2 separate regions of the Homo sapiens genome follow, and region 1 is linked to region 2. The links are chromatin contacts, found by Hi-C or POLR2A ChIA-PET in ENCODE. All regions are on one chromosome and are shown on one strand. The core of a region is the stretch at or near the end of the contact, and the rest is flanking DNA. Distances in the headings are between cores, read along the strand shown. Region 1 has its middle 20 kb from the start of RREB1. Region 2 overlaps LOC101928004 (a long non-coding RNA gene).

Region 1 (6,380 bases), core at 2,793-5,292, 300 kb before region 2:
GGTCGAGGTGGGTGGATCACTTCAGGTCAGGAGTTCGAGACCAGCCTGGCCAACATGATGAAACCCCATCTCTACTAAAAATACAAAAATTAGCCAGGTGTGTGGTGAACACCTGTAATCCCAGCTACTTGGGAGGCTGAGGCAGAAGAATCACTTGAACCCGGGAGGCGGAGGTTGCAGTGAGCTGAGATGGTGCCACTGCACTCCAACCTGGGCAACAGAGCGAGACTCGTCTCAAAACAACAACAACAACAACAACAACAACAACAACAAACCCCAAATTCGTAAACTTTCTTAAAACATTATCAGAATTTTTTTTTTTTGCAATTTTTTTTAAGCTCATCAGCTATCGTTAGTGTTAGTGTATTTTATGTATGGCCCAAGACAATTCTTCATCTTTCGATGTGGCTCAGGGACACCAAAGGATTGGGCCCCCCGACTTAAAACTTAAATATTCCATAGTTGAATTATTCATGGGAATCAAAGATAAAAATGTGCCTGTAGGACACAAACCAGATATAAAAGTAAGGTACTAATTTCTATAACAGAAAGAAACTGGTGGTTTGGCCAGTAAAAGGAAGATGTCACCTAAAACCCATCCCCAGGCAAATTAAATTAATTTCCTTTCCATATTCAAATCCCTAAAAAATACTTATAAAGACTTCACACATGAAAAAAAAATTCATGAGGGTCTGAAAGCGAAGCACACACACACAAATCCACTTCATAATGAACAATCTAAAAAGAAAAAAAAGTGCTTCACTCATGAGCCTGAAGTCAGTGACAAAAAAAAAAATAAAATAAAGACTTCACACAGACAGGATAAGATTGATCCTACATCTCTTCCTTCTTAGGTAACATTAATACTATAATTTACAAATAAAGTTGTTGTAATTGTATAAATCTTCCAAGATAACTGATTTCTAATTTAAAAACACTTAAAAAGAAAGAACTGAAATATACTCTCTAACCTATAAAAAGTATCAATTTCAAGCTATGTCAATATTATACTTAATGGTAAAAAGCTAGAGGCATTCCTTTTAAAATCAGAATAAAACTCCCCTGGAATGAATATGTTCACATAATTGTAGAGTATTGTCCCACAAGTTTTTCTGGTGAATACAATATGACATGAAATGGATGTGAGAGATTTAAATATTGGAAAGAAAAAGTTAATATTATCATTAATTACAGATTATATCATTGTGTAACCAGAAAATTCAAGGAAATTAATGGAAATTATTTAAAGAGAAATCTAACTGTAGTAGCCATTATTTATTGAATTCCTGTATGTAAAACACCATACTAAAGTTTTCTCAGTGTCATGCATCTGGTAAGTGGCAGAGCTGGGATTCAAACCCAAGTCTGACTGACTACAAAGACTGTGTTCTTTTGAATATCTTATTGCTTTGCTCTGTAAAGTGGACAGTTACAACACATACTCACAGACACAAACACACACACACTCCTATAGGAAGGCAATAACCATTACAAAAATACAATTTTAACACCTCATTCACAAAGCAACAAATTCAGGAAGGTTTGTCTACAACGAATAAATGAAAAACAACAAACCTAGACCTACATATAAGAAGAGAGATGAAGGAAGATTTAGATAGAAAGACCAAAAGTTTATTTTTAAGAAGTTCATTCTACATTAATTTATATCTTAAATGCAACTCCAATCAAAACCCTAACTGGATAAAATATTGTACAGGGAGAAATATAACAAAAATAATTCCCAAGTACATCTGAGGAAAACAAGCAGATGAGAATAGCAAATAAAATTTTCCTGAAGAACTATAGAAAGGAGTATTAGATATTAATACTCTTATAAATCTATAATAAAAGAGTATGGGAGCATGCAAGAAAAGCCAAATGAGACCCCACCTCACACCTATCAGGTGCCTATTATAAAAAAAAAAAAAAAAAGAAAATAGCAAGTGTTGGCAAGGCTCTAGAGAAATATAAACCTTTAAACACTGCTGGTGGGATTGTAACATGCTGTAGACTTTATGGAAAGTATGGCAGGTCTTCAAAAATTAAAAATAGAATTGCCATATGATTCAGCAATTCCACTTCTAGATATATACCCCAAAGAACTGAAAGCAGGGACTTGAAGAGACATCTGTACACCCATGTTCGTAGCAGCACTATTCACAATAGCCAAAAGGCAGAGAAGCAACTGAAGTGTCCATCAACAGATGAATGGATGAACAAAAAATGTGACCTATCCATACAATACAATATTATTCAGCCCTAAAAAGAAAGGAAATTCTGACACATGCTACAAGTGGATGAACCTTGAAGACGTTAGCTCAGTGAAATAAGCCAGTCACAAGAGGAAAAACATTGTGTGATTCCACTTATATGATGTACCCAGAGCACTCCAATTTAACAAGACAGGAAGTAGAATGGCAGCTGCCAGGGGCTGGGGGTGGGGAATGGGGAGTTTGTGTTTAATGGGTACAGAGTTTCAGTTTGGGAAGATGAGAAAGTTCTGGAAATGGGTGGTGATGATGGTTGTATCACACTGTGCATATATATACTTAATGCCACTGAACTGTATACTTAAAAATTGTTAAGATGCTCAATTTGTATGTAATTTATATTTTACCACACTTTTTTAAAAATTGCCACATGACTGCTGAAGGCACCAGTCACATCTAGTATTTCGTTCAAAGATGCACCTTGCACTCAGAGCATCCCAGTGATACAGCACACAGCTGTGGCTGGGCAAATGGGATGTCCACAGTACCGTAGCCAGTTCTACATACCTAGCTGAGAGCAGGGTGATACCTGCTTCTCAGGCTTCTTCTCATGACTCAAACCAAAGACCACGGGACGCCACAGGAAACCGAATGCTGGAACCATAAAACAACGCAGAGCAATTTCTTTATTGCCATCTCCTCAGCTTAGAACTTTTCACAGAAGTAATTTATGAAGGGCAAAGTTCTCAGCCCATGGAACTCCAGGGGTTTGGCTTATCTGGTGCATAGAGAGTTCTTTCCTGTTTCACAGAGAACACTGGAGGAGCTTTTCTGTGGAGCTGTGAAGGATGACACCATGTCATAAATGAAAGGTGAAAATGAGTACGCCTGAGACGTCTGCCCTGAGTACTTGCTTCAACAGTCTAAGCTCCAGTTTCAGGGATTATTTTGAGAACTTAATTTAGCTGTAGTCAAACATGCCCATTTGTAAGGGGCCTAAATAAGTCACCTGTCTTTAAGCCCAAGGTCTGAAGCACCATTCAGCTCCTCCAGCATTGTTTGCAATACAAAGATACAAGCACACTTTTCTTTTTAAAATCTGGTCCAATGGCTCTCTGAAGCTGCCTTTAGTCTTCTAAAGGCTCTTTGGCCACCTACTGGATTTTTTCAGTGCCAGAGCTGGGCAGAAAAAGAGCAACTTACTGCCCTTGTTCAAAGGAAAGCGAGAAGAGTTGCAGACTGGAAGCTAGACAGACTTTGTTATTCAGTACCCTCAGGGATTTGCAAGAGAATACCTCAGACACAGTCTGTCACTACCCTTCTCTCCAGGAAAAGCCAATTATTTCTCCAACCTAAGGAGTCCGGCACGAATGGAAAAGCTTCTATGACATCTTTATTGTGGGCAAAAGGAGGGAAAAAGAAAAGTGACAAAATTAAAGTATTTTGCTTATTTTTTGTAAGTTACCAGAGGAAAGATGTTTAAATGACTTGCCAGTTTTTTTCCCCCCTCATATTTAAAAAAGGATTATCAGCTACTTTCACTTTCTAATGAACAGTTCTAGTCTTCTAAAGGAATTCTGTGTGGGACATTTAATTTAAACTGAAATCATTCTGATTAATAAAAAGAGGTGGAAACCTCCTGTTCTTTTTTTTTTTTTTGTATCGAACACGTGAATTCTGTTAGATGTGGCCCTTGAGATCAGAGAGCGAAGCTAGAAAAAAATGGAAGTTACGACTCATTCAGGAAGAACACACTGAAAGTGAAAGATTCATTAAGAATGCGTCTTTAATTCTCAGATAGTGCAGGGGAAGAGGAGCAGGCGCACAGATGGAAGCTGAGGAAGGCTGGGCTGACGGGGTCGCTGTGGGTGCAGCCAGGGTGTAGGGTGTGCTGGAAACTCATCAGAGTCATTTGAGCAACCTCGGTCATGGTTGTGGACATCAGGCTTCCAAAACTACAATTTTTCAAAATCAGATCAGAGTCTGAGAGGTGCTGGTAGTTAGGGACTGTGCCTTAGGTACTGACCCTGAAAGGTGGTGCTGCCTTGAAGGAGGCCTGGTGAGGTGACTTCAAAATGCATACCGGCCAGCGGGGGAAGGACCCAGAGCCCACCTATTAAATGAGTCTAACAGTCATTTAATAAATTGGGAAATTGGGATTCTGAAAGCTGATGTGTGACTTGCTGAAAGTCCAAAGCTACTCAGAGCAGCAAAGCTAAGCAGAGCTGAGACTTAGATTCAGACCTCCTGACCCCAAGAATTGAGAGTTCAGCAGTCTTCTATGTGAAACTCAAAAGCATCCACTGATGCTAGCATCTGTCAGAGAGAGGCAGGACAAGGCCAAGGCCACATGGCTGTGAGCTAGCATCACCAGCCTCTGCTCTGTCATCAGGAGGCATGGCATTGGTACAGATCCCTGGAACCCTGCCAAGTGCTCCAGGCTTTGAGGGCAGCCTCTTCAGCAGTGAAAGAAATCAGGGAAAGACAGGAAAGCCCCTCCAAGGTCAGCGGGCTAGGATGCAAACCACCCAGATGGCCCCCCAGGCTTGCATATCCCTTGGGGCTTTTCATCCGCCTTGGGTCTTTCTAGGTGTTCTGGCATCTCAAGTTGCTTGAAGCATTGCTTTTATTTACCTCTCTGTTGTCTTTCCTTTCTGTCTTCCAAGCAGCTAAGGATACCCCTTGTAGACCTGGTCTCCTCCAGTTTCCTTAACCCATTCTATTTTTTTTTTTTCTTTTTTTGAGATGGAGTTTCGCTCTTGTTGCCCAGGCTGGAGTGCAGTGGTGTGATCTCGGCTCACTGAAACCTCCGCCTCCCAGGTTCAAGCGATTCCTGCCTCAGCCTCCCAAGTAGCTGGGATTACAGGCATGTGCCACCACGCCCGGCTAATTTTGTATTTTTAGTAGAGACGGGGTTTCTCCCTGTTGTTCAGGCTGGTCTCGAACTCCTGACCTCAGATGACCTGCCCTCCTTGGCCTCCCAAAGTGCTGGGATTACAGGCGTGGGCCACGGCGCCCGGCCCTCCTTAACCCATTTATAGTGAATTTCAGAGCAACAAAACATTGCATTTTCAATAAATCTGGATTATGAAGTTGGAAACAAATAAAAGTTGACATGTGCTGAGAGCCCTGACTCAATTTTGAGTCAAGTGGTTTGCCCAAGGGACCTCATTTAACCCTTGCAATTGCCCTTTGAGGCAGATAGTCTGCCCCCATTGACAGAAAAGAGATTCAGAGAGGTTAAATCACCCAAGGTCCTAGAATGAACCAATCCTAAGTCCCCATGTGGACAGTGAAATGATGCGGTACCATTTGCCAACACCCAGAAATCACAACAGTGAGGGGTCCCTCTACCGACTTAGTCCCTACTTGAAATAGTGATTTTAATTTTCTTAAAAGGTGTTGTGGTTAAAACAGACCAACAAATCGAACTTGATTTGTTCAGACAGCTCTGAACCCCACCCTCCCTGTGGGCCGCACCTTAAGGATGGGAAGAAGAGGGCTGCTGGAACGCCAGGCTGGACATGAGAAGCTGCTGAAGTGCCATTCCTCTTTTTCCTAAATGCACACCAAGACACTAGATTTGCGAAAGGCGGAGAAAGGTTCTTACTTAAACTACAGTGATAAGGAGCACCTTGGGATAAACTGGAGAAATGGCTCTAAGCACAGAGCTGTTGTTTTTCTGCCTGCCCCTCCAACATACAAAGATGTCACCAAGCTAACAGGACAAAAGTTAAAGAGGGGATGATCCACTGGAAAAGAGATTTGCAGCCGAGACTGCTATAGCTATCTGAATACTGTAAAGCGAAGCCACAGGAAGGAAGAAGACAGGCAGAAACATCACATACCCAGGGAGAGGGCTTAGTTGACAAGCTAACTAGAGTAAGCGGCTTTGCTTTTTTTTTTTTTTTGAGACGGAGTTTTACTCTGTCGCCCAGGCTGGAGTGCAATGGCGCGATCTTGGCTCACTGCAGCCTTGGTCTTCTGGGTTCAAGCGATTCTCCTGCCTCAGCCTCCCGAGTACCTGGGATTACAGGAACCCACCACCACGCCTGGCTAATTTTTGTATTTTTAGTAGAGACTGGGTTTCACCATGTTGGCCAGGCTGGTCTCAAACTCCTGACTTCTGGTGATCCACCTGCCTCGGCCTCCCAAAGTGCTGGGATTGTA
Region 2 (6,866 bases), core at 2,305-4,804:
TAGCTCACACCTGTAATCCCAGCACTTTGGGAGGCCGAGATGGGTGGATCACCTGAGGTCAGGAGTTCAAGACCAGCCTGACCAACATGGTGAAACCCTGTCCCTACTAAAAATACAAAAATTAGCCAGGCATGGTGGCAGACTGCTGTAGTCGCAGCTACTCGGGAGGCTGAGACAGGAGGATCGCTTGAACCTGGGAGGCGGAGGTTGCGGTGAGCCAAGATTGCACCACCGTGCACCATCCTGGGCAACAAGAGCAAAACTCTGTCTCAAAAATAAAATAAAATAAAATAAATCCCTGTCTTCATGGAATATATATTCCAGTGAGAAGAGGAACAAATGGAGGAACATCCCAGTCAAGTGACATTCCTAGTGACATTCACCAGAACAGAGTCAAGCTTTGGATCCCATGTTCTGTGACTTCCTCTTCACCACGCTTCCTCCACACACGTAGCAGCTCAAGGGTTTCTGATGAGTGGGGTAAGTAGGAAATGGCACAAAAAACCACAAATGACACAGAACGCAATATGTGTCTAAGAATGTATGCATGTTTTAGTAGAAGGACTTTAGAGTTAGGAAAGATTCACTTTAGCTGAGTATTGGAGAACTTCATGGAGGGATTATCACTGGACCTGCATAGGCTGGAAAGCGGGCCCAGCGGTGGGAGGGGCAGGGTCAGAAGGGCCAAGGAGGAGCTTGTCTGAAGCACATGGTGGGCGTGGGGAGAGGTATGGGAGAGGGCTGGGACCTTAGGTTGGAGCTGGTTTGTACAGGCTGAAGACTTTCTATTCGATTTCACAATCATTGCAAAGCCCTTGCAGACTTAAACAAGAAAATACTTTATTCAGCAACATTTTAGAGGGATTAGTGTGACAGTGATGTGATGGAAAAGAGATCTGGAAGGTCAAGAGACCGTTTAGGAAGCTATGAAAAGAGCCAGGACATAGCCTAGTGTTTCTAAGACATTTGGATTTCATGAACCAGCCAAGTTTCCCCTCAAAACTTGAAGAGATTGACCTAAGTGTCCCAATATTCTATTTTTGCCAAATAAGGGCATAGACAACAATAACAATAAGAACAACCACCTAGTCCCACTATCACTTTGTAAATAAAAGGACATGCTAGCTTCCCTAAGCAGGAAGGATGTTGTTGCTGTGTAGGCAGTATTTCCCAAAAAGGACATCTGGGACTTTATATTAACATATCATTTCTCCTCCCAACACACACATGCACACGCTCACATACTTACATGCTTGTTTTTCTCATTTCATCACAAAAAGGCAAGAACTTCGTTCTGGACATGCCACCAGTCCTTCACCCAGCTTCTAGGAAGCACTGCAGTAGACTATAACAGGGAACCCCCAAACAGCCCATCTGGAATGCACCTTCCCAATAGCTGCTGCTGAAGGACCACACCCAGGAATCGATGTTAATACCATGATTCTGCCTGGTATTAAAGCATTAAAGCTGGGCTCCTGGTGAGGCCAGTGCAATCCATTGGCTGGCCAGTGTCCACTGAACCTCTCCTTTCCGAATCTGAGCAAGTGACCAAAGCTGTATTTAGACTGGAGAACAGTTGCACGGGAAGGTCATGAGGGGTTGGGATAATCATCTGGGGACATAAACAAGCTAGAAAGGCAGGGGAACAGGCCAAATCTGCAGAAAGAGATCCAGGTAAGAAACCACATGGCCCCAGAGGAGGCAAAAAAAACAACTGGAAGCACAGCTGCCTCAACACCTTCCCAGATCTAATCTTGTTTCCTATGAGGCCCCTTGTATTTCCATTGTGTGTCAGTGAGATGTGCCTCTGCCTTTTCATAACCCCCTTAGGTTGACTGGTTATTTCTTTCTTGCAACCAGAGGCTTGACTAGAATTGAATTCGAGACAAGCACAAAGATCATGATGCAAATGAAAGGGACAGAGGGGAGAGAAACAGAAAACAAGTGAGTCAAATTTGGTAAGGAATTAAATCGGGTAAAAAAAAAGCATCAAATGTTACTCCAAGGTCTTGACCCAGGTAAAGTAGGTGTGTCAGAATCAGAAAACAGGAAACCCAGGAGGAGTTGCTGGGGAGGGAGGGAGTTGTTGAGTTTGAGGTGCCGGGGGTGGGCAGATGGTTGGTGCAGAGGAGCTATCCAGATCTCAGGCGAGAGTGACTACAGCGGGAAAGCGTGAGACGAGAAGGGAGAGCAAGTGGAATAAGACTGGCACAAGGACTTGGGTCTGGGCACTGGGTAACTGATCTGGGAGGGGAGGGATTTGGATGCTCCCAAGGAGTGGCGTTGAGATGGTAAAGGTGAATGGAGGCAAGATAAACCAGAAAAAGGAGCCCGGAGAAGATGAAGGACTGAGGCCCTGATGGTTTCTGAGCCCCCAGCACGTGCTCCGCAGATGGCTGTGGAATGTGTCTGAGGGAGAGAGCGTATACTTGATAAAGAGTTCAGATGGCATAAATTGTGGGATGCAAGAACAATTCTCATACCTAGGGTCACGCCACTACATTTTAGTAATTCTGGTATGAAAATTAGAAATGGGTGAGGTATATAGGGTTTGAGGAAGGAGGGGCTGGGAAGAGAGAGTTAATGGATAACATTCAAGTACACACCTGTAATCCCAGCACTTTAGGAGCCCCAGACAGGAGGATCCCTTGAGGCCAAGAGTTTGAGATCAGCCTGGACAACATAGTGAGACCCTGCCTCTACAGAAAATTAAAAACAAATTAGTGGGGTGTAGTAGTGTGCACATGTAGTCCCAGCTACTCAGGAAGCTGAAGCAGGAGGATTGCTTGAGCCGGGGAGGGTGAGGCTTCAGTGAGTGGTGATCACACCACTTCACTCCAGCCTGGGCAGCAGGGCGAGACCCTGTCTCAAAAAAAAAAAAAAAAAAAAAGGAGAAAAGATCATTGCCCAAAATGAAACTTCCTGAATAATCAATGGATTTCAATCATTTCTATCTATTTTTCAATGGTCTGATGACCTTGTGTTGAAGGACATGCAGGGTTTATTTCAAAAGGAGATTCCTGGGCCCTTGCCTCGATTTCCTGAATTAAAGTACTAGTGCTGAGGCCCAGAACCTGCCTGTTAAACAAGCTCCCTAGGTCATGCGTGTGCCCACCAATATGTGAGAACTTGTCTCCATTATCCTGAGAGGGCTGACTGTATTCTTTCACATGATTTCTTCTGGAAGCACTGAAGAGGGGTTCTTGTACCCGTCTGTTAGGAAGAAAATCAACCATTTCAAAGCACGCTGCAAATCTGAAGCCTTCCAGGCACCACTGGTGAGATAAAGGATAGAATCCAGGTGGTATCTCCTCTCCATATAACTAGGCCAAAGGTAGCAACTAGGAAGGTTTTTGCTCCCGCCCAGGAAGACTCACTTGCTGGGTCCCACTTCTGCAGTGCTTGCTGGCATCATGGCAGGGAAGAGACCTGCCCCTCTCTTTCCAGCCTCCCGAGGAAGCCTCTCCACAAACCCTCTTTCAGAATCATAAGAGCAAAGTGACTCACATCCGTAGGACTCACAGGGTGACATCAGGTTTATGGGCAGGGAAGGAAGGTAAGCTCCATTGCCTCCTATCATTGTGTGTGGCCTTCAGGCTGCAAATGTGCATGCCTGACTGCCTGAGCCCTTTCTTGGGATCAAAGTCATCTGGTTCCACCCACAGACATCATAGTTGCCCTTGCAAGAATGTCCTGAGCTGGGCATGGAGGTGCATGCATATAGTCCCAGCTACTCAGGGGGCTGAGGCAGGAGGATTGCTTGAGCCCAAGAATTCAAGTCCAGCCTGGGTAACATAGCGAGACCTCATCTCTAAAAATAATAATAATAAATAAATAAACAAAAAATAAGAATGCCCTCAGTTTAGGGTTGAGTTTTGACAAAAAGGCATCCACATCTCTCAGGCAATACAAGAGCAACGAAACTGACTTTGATGTCTCTGTTGATGGTGTACACATTGCATCATTAAAGATTGTTTGGGCTGCAACCAGCTGAAGATCCCATGACCCTTGACTTAGAGCACTAGGAATGGCCCAGGGTGAATTCTGTGGCTCTGTGATAACCCCAAGGGTGGAGGCTCTTTCTGTCTTACTACTCTACCATTTTTGGCGTGTCAGCAACATCCTGCTTTCTAGTCAAAGATGACCACCATGTTTCCTCGCACACCGTGGAAACCCAAGCAGGAGACGAGGGAGACTTGGCAAAGGGCTTCCTCCCCCTGAACCTCTCTCATCAGGGAGAGGGACCTTCCCTAGAGGCAGGCCTTGATCACATGATGACTCCACGGTCTATGACTGCAAAAGGGCACTCACTGCCATACACGAGGGTTCTGTTATTAATGAAAGGGGACTGGCCACTGGTAGGCCATAAAAATGTGTCCCGCATGGGGAATAGGTATTAATGAGTAAAGAATTCAAAGGACTTCATTTCCTCCCACCAGAGCATTGCACCCAGTGGAGAAGCATGTGTGGCCAGGGAGCTGCATGAAGGTGAAATCAGAACCTGTCCTTGGAGCACTCCTGGAAGTATGAGCAGGGGTGCAGTCAGGACGGCCTGACTCTCTGACCCTGTGACTGAGCCACAGGGGTCTCTTCTATGCTTCACTGTGCTTCTTCAATCTTGCCATCACTGTGTTGAAAAAGCATCCCTGGGCATTTGTGGTGAAGCCATTGGCAGAGCATCAACAGTCTTTCCAATGTACCAGTCCCACAGGGACCAGCCCCGGCTCCTTTACTTGGTTCATCATCCCACAAAAAAGGCTCCAGAGTGATGAGTGGAGGGAATGTGTATACAAGCTGGGAGATGCTTCAGGGATGGGGCATGACTCTGAGAAGCTCCACATGCAAAACAGGGTTATGATGGTCTAGGAGCCAGCTGCAGGGAGGTGGGCAGCCAGGAGGTGGGCTGGGGCTATCAGGGGAGTGACTGACTGCAAGGGCAGGCTCAAGGTGAAACTTTGAGAGGCAGATCCCAAGGCCCTTGGATCTGGCCTGTTACAGCAAATGGAGGAGTAAGGCAGAAAAGTCCTCTAGGGCTGTCTTCTACTCTCTCCTCCAACAGATTTTCACTGAGCATTTGCCATGAGCCAGACTCTGTTAGCTGTTGAGGTTTCAAGGGAAGGTAGAAAAGACAGAAGCAAACCAATGATAAAGATATCTATTGTCTTTTAGTGACTTTCATACACGCTCCCTCTCTTTTTTATTCTGTGCATCTCATTATCTAAGGGCTCGTTTTGTACCAAATGCTTTTATACATCATCTCATTCAAATCTCTCTGAGGTTGGAAATGCTATTTTTGTTTTACAGCTGTAAAAACTAAGGCCAGAGAGGGAAAGTGAGTGACCCAGGGCCCCACAGCTAGACAGATTCAAATCCATGGGGTCTATCTTAGTGACAAAGCTGGCACATTTCTTCCCCTCCTTGTGCCTGCTGAGGTTTTTTTGTTTTGTTTTGTTTTGTTTTTTGTTTGTTTGTTTTGGCTTTTAACATTTTACAATATTTTGCTATTTTTTCCTAATCAGGCAATATACATAAATATTTTAACAATCAACTAGTTTAAGATTTATGAAAAACAGCGTTTTCTTGCCCACCTTCTCCCAATTCTTCCTGCTCCCCAGAGGCAGCCACTTCCAAATGTTAGCCAGTTCAATTCTACATGTAATAGGAGAACGGCAATTTTTATTGATGTGTTGATTTGAGACATTTGGCATCTTCCGGTGATGAAGTTTTGTCTCTCTCTACTGGACACCATCTGCCTCTTCCAGATGTATTCTTCTCACCCTGGGCATTCTCCCAAGAGGCTGACCTGTAGGAACGCAGTGAACAGGCTACCTGATCACTGGCTTCTGGGTTGGGTGTGGCTCATGAGAGACATTGGCAGGAGACTGGATTGGAGGAAGATGCAGGGGCCAGAGTGTTTACTCTCCTAGATAAGCCCCTTCCTCCTCTTCTGGCAGGCAGTGCTCTCCATATAGCCGCTCTCTTAGGTTCTAGAAATTGCTCCTACCTTGCCCTTGAGCTCTCATGCCTAGAGGTGGCAATGACTGCCTGCTACTGTCAGTGCTAGGTACTGCACTCTGTTTTCCTAAACCCTTTTCACACTTTTATGAATAGTCTATTCATTACAATTAGATACAACTTACCCCCACACCATCCCCATACAACTATACACTCCCCTTCCAGTATCCTCTCAATATAATTATATCATATTTGTTGACATCATTAGTTGGACAGTATTTACATTATTAAACTATATAAATATTGCTGACTACATAGCCAAGTAGAGAGTTATCAGTCGTGATTGCATTTCCTTTTCTAAACTAATTTTTGTTTTTCCTGCGTTTAACTGCCCATTTTAAAAAAAGACTTAGTTTTCAATACATAGGTCTTTAATTCTTTCCACACACACCATCAGACATGTTAAATGCATGTACATGTTGTTTTCCTGTTTCAAACATTGTAAATTCTCTGTATCTTTTTCTTTGGGTGGGGGGCAAGTGTGAAGTAAACCAGCCTCCAGAATAAATAGAACTCAGTGTTATGGATTCTAAAATTAAAATCTTAACAAATTAACAAAGTGATGAAAACAGGAAGTTTAGCTCTCAAGGATCCTTTATTGGTCTTAAAGGTTTTACTCTCTTTGGCAAATATTGTGACCACTTTATAGATGCTACATATTCTACTAGACAAATACTATGACCTCTTTCAAAGTGTATCATCATTCCCCTTTTAAATAGCACATTCGAAGTGTGCTGACTTTTAGTTCTAGGGTCTGCCTTCCCCTTACCTGCTGAGTGTCACAGGATCTCTTCCCTCCTTGATTATCTCAAGGAGATACATCAACTTTTGGTTCATAAAAGAAAGTCAGT

The links. Hi-C counts contacts between places; a loop is a spot of excess contacts on that map. ChIA-PET counts read pairs that join two places held with the same protein, here RNA polymerase II (POLR2A). Pooled maps may share reads with other maps.
Region 1: a map with no recorded cell type shows a loop between it and region 2 (7-fold over the local background). The contact joins two enhancer-like sites. A Hi-C loop is called at or near these places in 21 of 37 single-sample maps with no recorded cell type and 11 of 50 pooled maps. POLR2A ChIA-PET finds 5 or more read pairs at or near these places in 4 of 52 experiments (OCI-LY7, activated B cell, activated CD4-positive, alpha-beta T cell and 1 more).

Annotation. Positions count from the first base shown.
Region 1 is chr6:7,084,298-7,090,677 of GRCh38, reverse strand. No RefSeq gene overlaps it. Among named protein-coding and RNA genes, the nearest start is that of RREB1, 20 kb to the left of the region's middle. RefSeq lists a silencer at 2,679-2,748 and an enhancer at 4,526-4,615. Within about 2 kb of position 4,042, at least 19 of the 41 ENCODE cell types and tissues checked have a DNase peak (open chromatin) inside an H3K27ac peak, as active enhancers do.
Region 2 is chr6:6,787,764-6,794,629 of GRCh38, reverse strand. LOC101928004 (a long non-coding RNA gene) reads left to right here. Exons shown (of 5, transcript NR_187687.1): 2 at 325-480. Among named protein-coding and RNA genes, the nearest start is that of LINC03055, 94 kb to the left of the region's middle. Within about 2 kb of position 3,554, at least 2 of the 41 ENCODE cell types and tissues checked have a DNase peak (open chromatin) inside an H3K27ac peak, as active enhancers do.